Regions from separate parts of the Homo sapiens genome. Here regions 2 and 3 are each linked to region 1. The links are chromatin loops, found by intact Hi-C in ENCODE. Cell type or tissue: dorsolateral prefrontal cortex. All regions are shown on one strand.

Evidence for each region. Hi-C counts contacts between places; a loop is a spot of excess contacts. Peaks named below come from ENCODE experiments on the same cell type or tissue, not always from the same donor. Only the 100,000 strongest peaks of a DNase experiment are listed, where the experiment ranks them.
Region 2: a loop joins it to region 1, with 7 times the contacts of the local background. A loop is called at or near these places in 6 of 110 quality-filtered maps.
Region 3: a loop joins it to region 1, with 5 times the contacts of the local background. A loop is called at or near these places in 3 of 110 quality-filtered maps.

The regions. Positions count from the first base shown.
Region 1 is chr4:44,255,137-44,257,636 of GRCh38, reverse strand. The region is part of intron 1 of KCTD8 (potassium channel tetramerization domain containing 8); the gene reads left to right. Among named protein-coding and RNA genes, the nearest start is that of KCTD8, 190 kb to the left of the region's middle. In dorsolateral prefrontal cortex, CTCF peaks have their summits at 840 and 1,041; no DNase peak of the experiment used is centred here; H3K4me3 peaks cover 243 bases; H3K27ac peaks cover 936 bases.
Region 2 is chr4:44,424,296-44,426,795 of GRCh38, reverse strand. All of the region lies in intron 1 of KCTD8 (potassium channel tetramerization domain containing 8), which reads left to right. Among named protein-coding and RNA genes, the nearest start is that of KCTD8, 23 kb to the left of the region's middle. In dorsolateral prefrontal cortex, CTCF peaks have their summits at 778 and 979; a DNase peak (open chromatin) is centred at 955.
Region 3 is chr4:44,447,531-44,450,030 of GRCh38, reverse strand. It overlaps KCTD8 (potassium channel tetramerization domain containing 8), which reads left to right and starts at 1,222. Exons shown (of 2, transcript NM_198353.3): 1 at 1,222-2,468. The coding sequence starts at 1,508. In dorsolateral prefrontal cortex, CTCF peaks have their summits at 797, 997 (motif pointing left), 2,113 and 2,340; DNase peaks (open chromatin) are centred at 1,040, 1,980 and 2,380; H3K4me3 peaks cover 2,379 bases; H3K27ac peaks cover 1,961 bases.

The DNA.
Region 1 (2,500 bases):
ACTAGAAGTGACTATAGCTAAAAGTACTATATTAAGGTTGTAGTCTCAATAGGGACATAGGGAAAAATAATTAGAAAGAAAAACATTGTCATTGTTTTAGCCTTGAGGGGATGTTTTTCTATGTATATTTAAATTAACTGTTTAATTAAATATGCATGGCATGAAAACAGTGCCCTAAGGGACAGTCCTAGCCTTTGGCTAGGCCCTTGGGCCTTGAGAGAACAATTCAGTCTTTTAAATAAGACCTCGAAAAGACCTTAGTTAATATTTTCGATTAACTTATCCAAAGTGAATTTCTAAATCATTTTAATTTAAAACAATGTTTTAAATATCCCACATATTTTAATTTTCCCTGTTATCAATCAATATACATTCAGGGTCACATTTTAAATTTATATTTTAACCTATTATTGAAGTATAAAATACATACATTAAACTGATGGATTTTCACAAAGTGAACATTTTCATATAACCATAACCCAAACTAAAGATCAGACATTAACAGCACCTCTTTTTCTCCCTTACAGGCTCTAATCTTCCCCTAAGGGTAATGACTATTTACATTTTCTATAATCACAGTTTTTGTTTAAAATGTTATGTAAATTAGATCATACAGTATTTACCATTTTTACATCGAACCTCTTTCTTTCAACATTATTTTGGGGACATTTATGAAAAAAGAAACTGTTAGGTCATAGAGGATATTTGTTTTCTATTGCTCCTATAACAAATAACCACAGATTCAGTGGCTTCAACAATACAAATTTAATATCTTAACAGTTCTGGAAGTCAGCAATCTAAAATGAGTTGTCAGGGCTGCCTTTCTCCTTGAAGTTCTTGCCTTTTCCAGCTTCCAGAGGCCACCTGCATTCTTTGGCTCATGACTTCTTACTCAAAGCATTCTGATCTCTGCTTTCAACTGCTCATCTCCTCACTAACTGTTCCTCCTGCCTCCTGCTTACAAAGGCCCTTGAAATTACACCAGGCTCGCTCAGATTATACAGGATAAGTACCCCATCTTGTGACCCTTAATTTAATCACACCAACAAAATCTCTTATTTCCCAAAGAAGTTGTATCAGTTCACATTCCCACCAGTAGTGTATGAAACTTCCTTCCATATCCTCATCAACTGGTGGAATAATTTAAACACCTTTCATATATTTACTATATATTTGGATATCTTTTTTCTCGAAGTATCTATTCAAGTCACTAGCCAATTTTCTATAAGCTTTTTATATTTTATGTTTTTACAAATATATGTATATATCAAATACAAATTCTTTGTCATATGCATGAATTGAGAGCGTCTGCTACTCTGTGGGTTGTTGTTTCATGCTTTCTCATTTTCCTTTGATGAACAGAATATCTTATTTTAACCTGGTTGATATGGTTTGGCTGCGTCCCCACCTAAATCTTATCTTGACTTGTAGCTCTCATAATTCTCACGTCGTGGGAGGGACTGGTGGGAGGTAATTGAATAATGTGGATGGGTCTTTCCCCTGCTGTTCTCATGGTAGTAAGTCTCACAAGATCTGATGTGCAGTTCCCCTCCACATGCTCTCTTGCCTGCCACCATGTAACAAGCGCCTTTGCTTTCCCTTTGACTTCTACCATGATTGTGAGACCTCCCCAGCCATGTGGAACTGTGAGTCCATTAAACCTCTTCCTTTATAAATAACCTAGTCTGAGGTATGTCTTTATTAGCAGCGTGAGAACAGACTAATACAATAGTCAAATATTAATTTGTAATTTGTATTATTTTATAATGAACACTTTCCTGTGTGTCCTGTTTAAGATATATTTGCTGATGTCAAAGTAATAGAGATGTTATCTTATGTTTTTACTAAAATATTCATTATTCTTCTATTATGTTTACATCTAGAATTCATCTGTAATGGATTTTTGTGTATAACATCAGGCAGGGATACAAGATTATTTTTTACATGGAAGTCCAATTGAAACAATTTTTTTAAATGGGAAAAATTCTAGATCAAAAGACTCATTTTCTTCTTAAAAAGAGCTCTAAACAGTGAGATTGAATTACTGACATAGGGACATGGAAAGGGTTGGGATAAAAAGTTTTTTCTATTAAGACAATAGAGATCTGTGAAATATTTAAATATTAAAATGATGCACCTGGAGACATGATTAAGATAACTTAGACAACAGAAATTTTGAATAAAATTTAACAAAATTTTTTAAATGCTTAGATAATGTATAAGGAAACAAAAGAGAAAAAATCTTCAGGTTTCAGAAACAAGAGAATGAAAAAATTATAACTATATTGAGACATGATATTACTGGCTCCTTGAGGAAAGAATAAGATGGTTGGTGACTGAGAGATATTTCAGCCCTAGGGGCTTAGATGGGTTTTAGCAACCACAGAAGAACTGAAAGAAAGGCATAGATTCTGCTTAAGTTGAGATATTGGAGCTACAAGTTCTCCATTAGCCAAGAAAGCCAGCATCATAGTGAAGGGATGGTTTTGAAAAAAAGACG
Region 2 (2,500 bases), 170 kb before region 1:
TTAAAAGGTATGAATTATTTGTTTCATGATGGTTAAGTGGAATGCAACTAAAAATCAATACGGCTAGGGAATTTGGGGGAGGAAGAGACTTGCCTTTTCAAGTTCTTTAATACTTATAAATATATTCGTTTTTAATTTCCTTTTATACCAATTTGAAATTTTTATATTTTTCCAGAAATAACATCTTTTGTCTAGGTTTTCAATTTCAGTACCAAATGGGTACTCATAATATTGTTTTATCATTTTAATCTCTTTATGTGTCAACAGTTATTTCTCTGTCAACTTCTGTTTTTTGGTTATTTCTATTATCTCTCTCTTTCTCTTTTTCTCTCCCATCCTCCTCTATTCTCTTCCTCTCTTGTTCTTATAATGTCATTCTTACTCTGAATTTTGTTCACTCATTTTGGATTAGTTTGTCAGAGTCTATTCATCTATCAACTTCCTTAAAGCTTCTAGTTTTTTAATTTTTCCTAATTTTTTTTGGTGGGTTTGATTTCTATTGGTTTTTACTAGCTTCTTGATTATTTTCTTCCTCTGTTTCACTGGGTTTCCTCTGTGGCCTTTTTAGAGCTTAATGATTGGCTCGATTTTTTTCTAACCCTTTTTCTTTCTTGATGGACCTACTTAAAATAACTTTCCTTTTACATGGTACCTTACAAATGTATCATACATTTTGACATGTATTATTCAGCTTAAATTCTCTTATAATTTTTCTTTCCTTTTTAGTATACATTATCTAGTAGTCTTTTACTTGGTTTCTAGACACTTTTTTTTCAAATTCCTCTTGTTATTTATCGCTAATTTTTATTGCCTTTGGTTACATATCTTTGATATAGATATGTTGTGACTGCTGGTTTCTGTCTGGCAAATGGTATGGTACAGACAATGACTCTTGCAAGACAATGTCCAGGAGATGCACTAGCTGGGTCCCTCCCCAAATTATCCTCTGATGCTGTGCCTGGCCACTCTTGGCCACAGGGTGTCATCATCCCACAAGGATGTTTCCCAGACTTCTTATAATGATGGATAGATTGCGTTGATAGATTTAATTCCTCAAATCTATAGCTCCCTCTATCTTTTGTCCTAAGGGTAAATACTGCCTCCCCAGTATTCACCCATCTTGTGCTAGTCTGCCATCTTGTCAGTAATAACCAGAAACTACTGGTATTTTTTATTCATTGATTCTTTAAACATTCATCAACTACTGCCTAAGCATTGACAATGTCTGGAATGGTTCTAGGTGCTGAGGATTAAGTGGCAAAAAGACACACTAAACATCTGCCTCTTGGAACTCGCACTTTTATTGGTAAAAAATATTTTGTTTCCAAGCCAAAATGAAATATCTCCTTATTTTTATTAAATGAAAAAGTAACTGATTTGTTAGATTTAATTTTAATGTAAGCACTGTTATATGATATTTAGTTTCAAGAGAAGTGGAAGACTGGCTGACTGCACCATTTTCTCTGTTATTTGTTTTCTTTCAGATGCAGGTAGGACAACATTAGTAAATCACATTTAACTGTGGAATTAATCTATGGTAAATGGGTTCTTCCTTTCCCAAATCAGAATGTTTAGTCTACAGGAGTGTATTAGTTTGCTAGGATTCCCTTAACAAAGTACCACAGACTGGATGACTTAAACAACAAAAATTTGTCACAATTTTGGAGGCTAGAATTCCAAAATCAAAGTGTAGACAGTGTTGGTTTCTTCTAAGGCCTCTCTTTGTGGCTTGCAGATGGTCATCTTCAGGTTTTTCCTCAGTGTATCTGTGTCCCAATCTCTTCTTATACAGATACCAGTCATATTGGATTAGGGCCCATCCTAATGAACTCATTTAACCTTATTTACCTCCTTAAAGACCCTATTTCCAAATGCAGTCCCATTTGGAGTCACCGAGGATTAGAACTTCAAGATGAATTTGGGAGGGTTAGGGAACTCAATTCAGTCCATATCAATGAGAACTGGGTAACAGCAAAGTGTTTATTAATGTTATTATAGCAAATGTTCCTGGTAGATATTTTCTATTGATTAAATTAGCAGAACTATATATCGTGTCCAATGTGTTTAGAGTTCATATTTTTAGGGTTTATATCATTTTCATGTTTTGGAGTTGATTTTTTAGGGAAACATTCATGTGACTCTCTGTTTAGTTTTTCTGGGCTAAAGTCTGAAACAATTGCCAAACTTACTTTTTGTGGACACACCTGACTTATAGAGAGAAAAACCTCATACATTATACAAAACAAGAAATTGTGTAATGCTTTCAGTAGATACTTCCCAAACAGTATGTAGGTGTCTTTAATAGTCTGTAAAACTTCATTCTTCTGTACTAATTTCTGTCATTAAGTATAGAGGTGAAATTGGTTGACAGAGAAAAGAAAATGGCTGTTTACATTGTGTATATATGATGGTCTATCTAACTGTATGAAAAAGCAGGGACCTATGCTGGGTTGGGAGTGAGAACATTTGGTTAGGACATGCCTGATACTACGTATAGAGA
Region 3 (2,500 bases), 190 kb before region 1:
TGTGCCACAATACACCCTTTTCTCTTTTGTACTTCATAAATCAATGATTCTTTATGTTTCTGAACACAGATGTATGCCCCAGGGTAGAAGAAATATTTCTCATTTGCTTTCCTATTTTCAGTCTTTATCACAAGTAATGCTCATTTTGCAGACTGTACCTGTACTATGTACACATGGAAATTAAGGTGAGCTTAAATTCATATAATTTTTATTTGTGACCTTACTCTTGGGGTTAGAAGACTAATAAAAATATCAGCCACTTCTCTTGTTTGATGGAGCTGAAAGGGAAATGGAGAGATTAATGAGACTGATCAGGATTAGAAAGAATGAACAAATCGAGTAAATTTCCTCTCGGGCTCCGTCTCTCCCTCTATAAACATTTATTAAGCATCTAATTTAAAACTAAAAATTGTAAAAATGTCGGAAGGAAACAGTTGTTACATACACTCCTTTATTATTGTGAACTGAAAGCAGATTACAAAGTTTTAAAAATTATTCAAGGATATTCAGTGCACGCAGTCGTGAAATTTGATTCCAAGAGAGGTACGCGCATTTAGCCCTTCACTTAAACTGTATCATAAAGCCACTACAAGAGATGTACCTTCCCACCCTCACGTAATCTTTTTGCAATCACTGCTGGCAAGCCAACATTTGTGGTGATTTCAGATTAGGAGCCTGGCATCTTTGCTATAATCAAAACCTTATTCTCCCCTCTCCGCTCCTCCACTCCTTACCTTAATGAAAGTGCAAAAAACTAGTTTTACTGGGGAGGGAGGCAAGGAAGGAAGGAAGAGAAGAAGGAAAGGAGGGAGGAAAGGGGGTGGCACAGACCCAAGGAGGGAGTGAAATGAAGGAATGAGAGCGCTGTCCCTTTTTCTCGCTTTTGCTTTAGGAGCTCCCTGCCTGCCTGTCCCCGCGGGTCGGGGAGCTGCACCTCTTGCAGGCTCGGCTCTCGGCCCCGCCCCCTAGCGTCGGAGCCCGGGAGCCGCGGCTGCAGCCTATCTCTTTAAATGACAGCTGAGGCTCGGGTCCCAGTCCGGGGCTTGACGTCAGTGCCTCCTCCCGTGCTGCCAGGAGTAGTTAGCGCCACCGTCGGCGCTCCGGCCTCGCGGCACGCTTGCAAGCTGCCGGGGCGGCGAGTTTTCTTTGCTTCGGCCCCTCCTCCCGCCCTCCCCACGGAGAGCCGAGCAGCAGCCCTAGAGCCTCTCGCAAGTCTCTCTCACACTTCCCCGCCCTCGCCCCAAAGGAGCAGCAGCTCCTTCTTGCCTCTCCATTGCCGCCGCCGCACCGGCGGAGCTCCTCTCTCGCGCGTCTCTCCTCCGATGGAGCTCGGGCGCCGCCGACGCCGCCGCTGCCCCGAACCCTGAGCGGGGCCGCCCCGGTCGGAGGAACGCGCCGCCCAGTCCGAGGGCGCAGAGCGCCAGGAGCACGCGGAGGGCTGGGGCGCGGGCTCCGGGAACGAGAAAGTGCAGCTCTCTCGGGTCACTGGGCCGGCGGCGGGGGGACTATGGCTCTGAAGGACACGGGCAGCGGCGGCAGCACCATCCTGCCCATTAGCGAGATGGTTTCCTCGTCCAGCTCGCCCGGCGCGTCGGCCGCCGCCGCCCCGGGGCCCTGCGCACCCTCGCCCTTCCCTGAAGTAGTGGAGCTGAACGTAGGCGGCCAGGTTTATGTGACCAAGCACTCGACGCTGCTCAGCGTCCCGGACAGTACTTTGGCCAGCATGTTCTCGCCCTCTAGTCCCCGTGGCGGCGCCCGGCGCCGGGGCGAGCTGCCCAGGGACAGCCGGGCGCGCTTCTTCATCGACCGGGACGGCTTCCTTTTCAGGTACGTGCTGGATTATCTGCGGGACAAGCAACTCGCGCTGCCGGAGCACTTCCCCGAGAAGGAGCGGCTGCTGCGCGAGGCCGAGTATTTCCAGCTCACCGACTTGGTCAAGCTGCTGTCGCCCAAGGTCACCAAGCAGAACTCTCTCAACGACGAGGGCTGCCAGAGCGACCTGGAGGACAACGTCTCGCAGGGTAGCAGCGACGCGCTGCTGCTGCGCGGGGCGGCGGCCGCCGTGCCCTCGGGCCCGGGAGCGCACGGTGGTGGCGGCGGCGGCGGCGCGCAGGACAAGCGCTCGGGCTTCCTCACGCTGGGCTACCGGGGCTCCTACACCACCGTGCGCGACAACCAGGCCGACGCCAAATTCCGGCGTGTGGCGCGCATCATGGTGTGCGGGCGCATCGCGCTGGCCAAGGAGGTCTTCGGGGACACGCTCAACGAGAGCCGCGACCCCGACCGGCAGCCGGAGAAGTACACGTCCCGCTTCTACCTCAAGTTCACCTACTTGGAGCAGGCCTTTGATCGCCTGTCCGAGGCCGGCTTCCACATGGTGGCGTGTAACTCCTCGGGCACCGCCGCCTTCGTCAACCAGTACCGCGACGACAAGATCTGGAGCAGCTACACCGAGTACATTTTCTTCCGTAAGTTCGCAGCCCCGGCGTTTCCCAGCACC